Regions from separate parts of the Homo sapiens genome. Here region 1 is linked to region 2. A link is an interaction called in ENCODE POLR2A ChIA-PET data of the cell type or tissue named here. Cell type or tissue: OCI-LY7. All regions are shown on one strand. Each heading gives the region's core, and the rest is flanking DNA. Links, peaks and the distances in the headings are about the cores only.

What was found. ChIA-PET counts read pairs that join two places held together with the same protein. Peaks named below come from ENCODE experiments on the same cell type or tissue, not always from the same donor. Only the 100,000 strongest peaks of a DNase experiment are listed, where the experiment ranks them.
Region 1: POLR2A ChIA-PET joins it to region 2 with 5 read pairs; 2 of 35 experiments call an interaction of 5 or more read pairs at or near these places.

The regions. Positions count from the first base shown.
Region 1 is chr7:139,987,956-139,992,338 of GRCh38, reverse strand. The region is part of intron 9 of TBXAS1 (thromboxane A synthase 1); the gene reads right to left. Among named protein-coding and RNA genes, the nearest start is that of PARP12, 73 kb to the left of the region's middle. RefSeq lists enhancers at 2,907-3,424, 3,480-3,979, 3,980-4,383. In OCI-LY7, for the core only: no CTCF peak of the experiment used is centred there; DNase peaks (open chromatin) are centred at 1,868 and 2,328; H3K4me3 peaks cover 491 bases.
Region 2 is chr7:139,937,005-139,941,387 of GRCh38, reverse strand. All of the region lies in intron 5 of TBXAS1 (thromboxane A synthase 1), which reads right to left. It overlaps LOC105375532 (a long non-coding RNA gene), which reads right to left. Exons shown (of 2, transcript XR_928043.3): 1 at 1-4,383. Among named protein-coding and RNA genes, the nearest start is that of TBXAS1, 110 kb to the right of the region's middle. RefSeq lists an enhancer at 2,732-3,232. In OCI-LY7, for the core only: no CTCF peak of the experiment used is centred there; no DNase peak of the experiment used is centred there.

The sequences.
Region 1 (4,383 bases), core at 284-4,283, 51 kb before region 2:
ATTAAATTTGGGGGTGGGAAGAGATTTACTAAATCGCAGATAGCACATGCCTCAGAGCCTTGATAGCCAATTTCTTATCTTCCATGGACCTGGAGTTTTCATGATTGCTCAAAGCAGCGGAGATGCTGGTCCATGCCTCACCCCCTGGCCTGCTAGTTGTGAGCAGGTGAAGGGGGGCTGCCAGCTGGCCTGCAGGTGGTCCCCACCAAGCCTCTCAAGGGAGAACTGGCAGATCATACCCCCTTGTGCCATATTGCTAGAGCGGACAGGGAGGGCTTGCCTCCCTTGGCTGGGCGTTGGGGGAGAGAAAGGCCATTCCATGCCATCCTTCTTCCCATATGAGGGATTCCCACGAGGCTCCCCTGCAAGTGAGACCCATACTCCATCTCTCAGGGAATGGGAAGGGTCTCCCCTCGAGCTCTGGTGCCTAGGCTGGGGGCCAAGTGCTCCCAGCTAAAGTCCCTCTTGCCCCACCTGCTAGAGAGCTGCCCGTGCTCTCCGGGGCTTCAGTCCAGTCCTGACTCTGTGCCCAGTTTTTGTTACCCTTTTTTGGTTTTCTTATCTCTGCTATGGGGCTGCTCTTCTAATGTGGGACAAAACCCCAAAAGGGTGATTATGGCCCTATGAGGCCAAGTCACCACTCCCCATCTTCCATGTAAAACGATTCTCTGTTTATGTGTTTCTATGTCTTTATGCTTTTATTTTATTGATTGATAGATTTTTTGAGAAATCAACACTGACTCTTTCTAATAAGAATTTCATCTGTTCTGCAAGGGTCCCCTTAGCAGCCTGCGTGCCTCCCTTGATGTTCATAAATGACCTCTCCCTTAACCTTGACAGTCATTCCATTGGGCCTGTGTCACCTGCTGCCTGCTGTCTGCTGTGTACAGAGCATTGTTCTGGGGTGGGGTGGAGACGGGTGATGCACAGTCCCTGGGGGTGGAGAAGCCAGGAGGACACTGGTGGTGACAGGGAAGTGTGGGCACCGTGGCAACATAGGGGGGCAACATATGGGGGCATCGTGGGGGTCACGGACCTGCATGGGGTAGGGATGGGAGGGATCAGAAAGACTTTCTGGAGAAGGTGAGGCTTATGCTGAAGCAATTTTCAAAAAGCATTTGTGTTCTTTCACACAGAAACAATAAACGCACTTAAACAAGGTTTTGGAACAAAATCGAAACGAGTTCCATCACAGCCGTGCCATTTAGTGCCGTTTTATTGGAGCGCACGCTCTCTGTGGTTTCTGCTTCTGCGTCGTTCCAGCCACGTTTCAGCCCATAGATCGTGGCAGTGGCACGTGTTAATTGCGGCAATTTGTTTTGGCCATGGATCTTAAGGAATCATTTGTTTCTTTTGTCTTCGTGTCTCTGCTCCTGCAATGTCCTGCTGCCTCTGTGCCCCCGTGCCTGCACCGTCGGGAGGCTTCTCCAAGGGGGTTAGCCTGAAGGTGGGGACACACTGGACTGGAGTCCCTCCAGGTGTCACAGGTGACTCTGCCACAGGAGGGAAGTCCTGAGGGGTGGGGCCAGCTGGTTGGAGGGGTTTTTGCAGGATCGTAGGCCCAGGCAGCCAGGGGTAGAGGTCAAGTTCACAATCATGGACTGGGCAACCAGATGAGAGTGGTAGTGGGGGCAGGGAGAGCACAGTGCCGGGGGTGGGGAGGGTGGCAGCAAAGAAGCCACCAGAGCGGCCCCGAGAGGGGGCACAGCTGAGCTGGACCCTGCGGGCTCCAGGACAAGAGGTCTCAGGGGTCAGAACCAGGGGTAGTAGATGACTGCCCAGCAGAGATGAGGAGGCTGGGGTCCCTGGAGGACAGGAGGGTTCCCGTGCCCCCAGACAGGAAACAGGTGCTCGAGGCTGGCTGGCTCTGGGCGTGGCCAAGTCAAAGCTGGATCCCTGAACTCCACACTCCTGAGGCTGCCCCTTCCGCCAGGAGACACAGGTAGCTGCAGTAGTCATGCTGGAATGAATCTGCTGCCCTTCAATACCAGGCCCTGTGCAAGCTTAGGAAGGAGGAATGCTGCGCTGGGGCGAATGCGCCCTCACGTCCCCTGGATGCCAGCCACCACCGCCAGCTGTGCTCACACTTTCAGATGGCCTCGGGGTCTCCCTTCAGAGCCAAGGCCCTGAGTGAGGGGCAGGGAGGTGTGGGTATAAGATGAGGACTAGGGAGGGGAGGCCTGGCCTGGGGGAGGAGAGGAGAACAGAAGCAATGGGCCATTTATGAGAAGAGGGCAGGCACCAGGTGAGTTTCACTTGTGTCATTTCATTGAGTTTTATTTTACAGACAGGAAAACTGAGGCTCAGAAGGGTGTGTGCTTAAGGCCGGCGGGCAGGCCTGTGGTGTTTTGCATAAGGAGGAGCTCACAGTGTTAAGGGAGTGAAAAGCCAAGTCGGCTTGATTCTAAAACCCATGACAATGATGAGCAAAGATGGGCAGGACACAAATAATTGTCTCTTCCTTATAAGGCAGGACAGGCAGGGACTCACTCAGCACCCTGATTGCTATAGGACCATGGCATCGGAGTGACCAAGGGAACAATCAAAGGTAGAAGCCAGATAGGCAGGGCATCCACCAAGCTAGGAATGCAGAGATGGGCCCGCATGGGGCCAGAGATCTCAGGAACAGGAAGGATCTGCGTAGGCCACGGAGGACAGGACTATGTGTCTTCAGTATTCTAAACCCGGGCCAGGGAGATGGGGAGGATGCTGTGAGGTCTCTTCCCAGCTCAACTGGGTGAAGCCCCTGCAAAGACCACAGGGGTCCTCCCTGTGTCTTGGGCAAAGTGAACAAGGTAGATTGCTCTGGCTAGTGAGGGCAAAGCGGTGGGGCAGCCCCTTGGGAAGGAGGAGGAAGCCATGTGGGAGCTCTGCAGCCACGCTCACGATGTCGTTAGACATGGGGAGTTTCAGCCTTGTTGTTTTCCTTAGGCTTGGCCCTTCAGCCCTCTCTGAGCCTCTGTGGAGCTGTCTGGCACTGGGCCCACGGAAGTGGCCATGACCCTTGCCTGTCTTTGCAGTCTGATTTGGGGGTAGCAGCTCCCCAACCTAGCTTGCTTACCCCTCTTCTCTGACTCCCTCTGATGCTGACTTCTTCTCAAAGAGCAGTCGCTCAAAAACTGTCCCCAGGCCAATGAGGGCAACCCCTGAGGGTCTTGGCCAGACCCATGGGTCTCTTTGGAAAGTTTCTGGAAAAGAGCTCAGTGCCCACGTGTTGTTGATTTCTGCTATGGGCAGGGCAGGAGCGGGAGGAAGAACACCGGGAGGATCTTCTAAAGGTTTGCTAACCCTGCAATGCGCTGCCTCCCTCCTTAGAGATCACGGAGAGCTCTCCCTCAGCCCACTTCGGGAGTTGCCCTGCCCGGGCACAGACAGCTGGGTGAACCTGCCTCTCCCCTCACACACCAGACCAGCTGGGACTACCTACCAATGGCCCATCGCACAGCACCCTGAGCAAGAGTGTTCCTGCTCCCGCCACACGGGATGCCTGCTCCTTGTCCTCGACTGTGCCTTTTGCCCTCTGGCCTGGACTACAGATTTTCAAGTGGCTGGCTGGGGTCTGGAGTTGATTGGAGGTGTGGTGGGACCACTGGGGCAGACTACTTTGTAAACCAAGACCAAGAAAGTGCTGTATGTGTCCCGGGCATCCATGCAAGCTGGGCTGATGGTCAAAGGAGGCTTTGGAGGGGCCAGGCAGCTGAGGCAAGCAGAAGTACCCCATCCTGCAGCGTGGAAAGGTAGGAAGGAGAAGCCGGAGGGGAGTAGGGAAGAGAAACAGCCCTCAGGGTTCTGGGCAGGACCACGGCAGAAGTCAAGATGCAGAAGCAAGGAGCTGGGGGCTGGTCAAGGTGAACACAAAGGGAGCTGGTAGGCCAAGGAGCTTCACTGTGTCATTAGATGATGATGCAAACCCAAATGTCCATGGGGCCAGGTGGGACCATGACTGTGAGTCTGTGGTCAGAACAGCGCAAGTGTGATGGGTAAGGGCCACTGCATCTGGGCCTTGACGGGGCAGGTGGAGGCGCTCGGGCTAAGCTGGAGCCACGTGCTTGGCAGGTGACTGCCAGAGGTGATGGCCTCAGGGTGGCCTGAGCTTCCGTTGTCTTCAAGAAAAGCTGGTACCTAGATTTTTGCGGAATTCCCCTGAGTTTAAAAGTTTGGCAATTAATTCAAATGTAGTAAGCAAGCTAAAACCTCTGCAGCTGTGCTCAGCTTGTGGGCTGCCTCTTTCTGACCCTGTCCCCTGGCGTCCTGCTGGGACAGGCCTCTTTGGGCTGGACTGCAATGTCTGCCCACTTTGGCCCAGTCCATAGGATGCTGTGATTGTTTTTCTAATGAGCTAAGAAAAGAAGGACCTTTCCCAAAACTTATACTAATAACACT
Region 2 (4,383 bases), core at 138-4,137:
TTTAAAGCCATTTTCAAGCATTGTTGACTGAGGCAACCTAATATCCGCATAAACGAAGACAACGCCATCCAAAGCTTTTGAATATTGACCATACTTAAAGACACAGGTAGAGAGGGACTTAGGCTGCCAAGGTTCTAAAGGAGAAAGCCTCAGAATTCCAAGGGGAAACAAACTTTTATTTCAAGAATAAACTCTGATGTTTGATAACAAAAGTCCAAAGACTACTTACAAATTCAGAAAGGACTAGAGATGCTGGTATTTCAAAGCTATTTCCAGGAAAACTGACTCAGATACCCACAGCCGAGTATCTGTGGCTCAGAGTCTCTGAGCTATCTCCTAACACTGTGGCTCATTTCCCTCTTTGTGTCTGTGACTTTTTGTATGTGTATACGTATATGTGTATATATATTGGTGACTCTCTAAAGGAAAAGCCAGTTTGCTGTATCCTCTTATTTAATTTTTTCTTGATAGAATTATTTCCCTTTCATTTTTTTAGCTTAGTTTCATCATGTATCCTTAGGCAGAATAGGTAGAAAGCTTCTCGGTTCTTTGATTCTTCATACATCCATTCATTAATTGTTCCTGAATGTCTATTATGTACCTAGTGTGTGCAGTTAACCATAAAGAAAATAAGAAAAAAGCAAAAAGACTTTGTCCTCCTGAAGCATCCATCTAGCAGAAGGGGACATACAATAAACAGGTAAACAAAATGGAATGTTAGCTGGTGATAGTTCCACAGAGAAAAATAAAGCAGTGGAGGGTGGGGGTTCAGGGGCCAGGTCCTTCGAGCCTGGAGATGTAGTCGGTCTGAGGTGGTCAGAGAGGGGACCAACAGGAACACTCACTGTGCCGGGGCTTTCCACGCTGGCTCTCAGCAGAATCTTTCCAGGGAACTCGTGACATGCGAATTCTCAGTTACCCTTAGAAATTCTGACTATATAGATCTTGAGGTGGCTGAAATTATGTATTTTTAACAAGGGTCCTAGGTGATTCTCATGCAGCCCTTGGTCCCACAAGGTTTGAGAACCAGTGACTTAGAGAACAAAGGCAGCTGGGAGATTAAAGTTTGAGGAAGCATCCAGAAACCAGGAGGTTTTGGGGAGGAATATAGGACACTTCTCATTTTGTCCCCTCCACCCATCTTCCACAGCCCAGAAGCAGCCCCCCTGTCATTTCCTGCATCCTGTCTACACCATGGCTTAGAGCCTCAAACCCTCTGCTCTTCATATGCAAAGGGGAGCTGCTTTTGGAATTAGGAAAACTCTTTCCTCTCCTAATAAAGCTTGCTAACGTACAGTTCAAAATCAAGCAACTACTTCCTTGTTCTGGATGGCACCTACTGTCTTCCTCAGAGGCACCTTCAGGAGCACCCACTGGTGCCATTGATTCCGCGGGTGCGGGAAAATTACAGGGAACACGATCTATGGAGCATGAAACAGACATACATTGGTTTCACGTTTCAGAAATATTATCTTTGCTGTGCACTTTTTCGTCCTCGTGTTTCTTTCCATGTGAGCAGCATTTAACACCTCTGGCTGCTCCTTCCTCTTTGAAATGCTTTCCCCTTCCACATTCTGCTGGTTTCCATTTCAGGCTGTTCTTCCTGAGTCTTCTTTATAGGTTTCTCCTCCGCTCCTCCCTTAAATATGGTTCTCCCCAGAACCATATCTAACACATATGCTACACGTCTCTGTGTTTTGAAGACCATCTTTCTTCCCCCTCCCACCTGAGTGCCATCTGCACAGCCAACTTCTTCTTGAAGGGTCTCCTTAGGGGCCTTCCAGTAAACTTCAACTCGCCAGGTCTAAAATCCCCAGAGGTGGGGAAAAAGTTAACTTCTCCTGCCTCTGGGATGGAATCCTTTCAAACGCAAACCCAAGAACCTAAATTGAACTATATGGAGTAGAAAAAAATGCCTTTCAAGGGAATTTCAAGGTTATTGATAGTGTATGGTAAATAATGGGCTCTATGAAATCTCTCTCTACCTCTTGGCTTTTTTTTTTTTTTTTTTTTTTTTGAGATGGAGTCTGGAGTCTTACTCTGTCACCAAGGCTAGAGTGCAGTGGTATGATCTTGGCTTACTGCAACCTCTGCCTCCTGGATTCAAGCGATTCTCCTGCCTCAGGGTCCTGAGTAGCTGGGGTTACAGGTGCCTGCCACCACACTGGCTACTTTTTGTATTCTTAGTAGAGACAGGGTTTCACCATGTTGATCAAGCTGGTCTTGAACTCCTGACCTCAGGTGATCCACCCGCTTCGGCCTCCCAAAGTGCTGGGATTACAGGCGTGAGCCACCTTGCCTGGCTTCTCTTGGCATCTTAATGCCGTGGACATATTGAGGAACTCTATTTTCTGCAATTAATTCAGGCACTATGCATTTGATTTCTGGACTAGAGGGAGAAGACTGGACTCCAGGAGCACTGGATTTGCTTGGGAAACGACAATGTGTCACTTTCTGGAGTATCCCCTGTAAGGGGTTAAAGGAATCTAGACCATGATAAAATTCCTTATCAAAGAATCATAGCCCAGGACTGCTAAACCTTATTTTCCTTTCCTTGCTTCCTTTTCTTCTTTCTCTTTTCTTCTTTTCTCAGATACTCTTTACCAATTTCTTTTTCACACATGAGGTTCTTTCTACTTCTATAGTGCCATGAAGCCATTGCTTTTGAATACAGACATATACGCTAGTGATGCCAGCCCTAGGCTCACCTACCTCTCCTCTCTTCCCCCGGTCTTCTCTTGGCTGACTCAACCTTTTAGTGGCTGGATGTGATAAAGGGGCACACTCCAGGCAGCTAGTCTACATGGTTTAGAGCAGTGGTTTCTAGCTTTAAGATGCAGGCCCTTCCTTCACATTCTCCTGTGAATCCTCAATAGATAACAGAGATCAATGTGAGCAGGGCTAATTGTTGCAGTGGAAGCAGGTGCCCCTTTCCTCTCATGTCCTTGTGGGGAACTTCTACTGGTGGTGGTTCCCAATACTGGCTTTACGTGACAATCACCTGGGGAGCCTGAAAAAAATATCCTCAAACCCAGGCTGCATCCCAAAGCAAACCAAGCGAATGAGAATTTCTAGGTGTGGGACCCAGGCAGCAACAGTTTTCAAAGCCCCCCAAGTGATCCCGGTGGGCCCCACTGGCCAACCGCTGCATCTAAGTCACTCTCCATCTCCTGCTGTCTACACTGTATCAGACCCAGTCTTGGAGGAAGGAATTGAGCACATGTGGGCCGCGGGCCAGCCCCGATGGCATCTGCCACCCCCCTGCAATTGTCCCATTCTGGGTGAAGTATTAGCATAGCAAGCCCATGTGATCAGATGGGGACTCTATTTTTCAAACAGCTTTACCAGTAAGATAAGAGAAAATTTTATTTCCTTTGCCTAAAACCTCTTTCCATACCTCAGTTGGTTCCAAACTTAGGCAGAAAATAGAGAAGTTTTGCTTCTGACCCTCCCCCACCCCCCAGCTTTCCACCGAGGCCCCATTTGCTACACTTCCCCTTCCTGCATCCTCCAGACAGCCCCTGGCACAGTCCTACGTGGCCTCCGAGCACCACTGGAAAATCACATGGAGGTAGCAAGCAGTCAGGCAGAGAGGTGAAGAGCGCTCCGGAGCTGGATTCTGATTTTGGCTCTGCTGCTTACTAGCTATGAGACTTGGAGCACGCTACTTAATCTCTCCGTGCCTAGTTTCCTCCTCTGTAAAATGGGATGGTAATAATAAGGATGATGGTATTTATCTCGCAGGAATGTGGTGAAGAGGCAGTGTGTTAGTCTAAACAGGCAACCCTTGGTACCTGACTCTGAGCTGTGTGAGTGTGAGCAGGTGCTGCATACAGAGACAGGCTCTGCCCCCAAACACCAACAGCTACCCATGGAAATGCAAATCAAAACCTCATAAAAATGGGGGGATCACTAGCTTCTGAGTGAGTTTAATTGGATATAATGAGGTGTGGAACCCCCTCCTCTTCTGGGGGACTTCAGAAGATTTATAGGAATTCAATCAGGACCATATGGATGAGCATCTTGAGCTTAAGCTAAAAGTAGCTTTCATTTTTATTGAACTGAAGACAGGCTACTCTGGAACATCCAGACAGGGTGGATGGCAGAAGCCCAGGGCACTCAAGCCAAGCTTTGGAAGCTCCCTTGCTCTAGAGATGCCTGTGTACCTGAGACTGGAACTAAAGAAGCCCCTTAGCCCCTTCACATCATAAGGGCTCAAGTTCTCTCTCCCTTGTGGTTGCACAATTCAGAACAGCAAACACCAAAGCCAGACCAGCAATTGAGGGGGCTGTCAGGCTTAGATACAAAACACAGCAGTCAGGATCTGTTGTGTGAGAAATTGGTCTGGAGGCTGTACAAACACCCGGTTTTGGGTGCACAGCT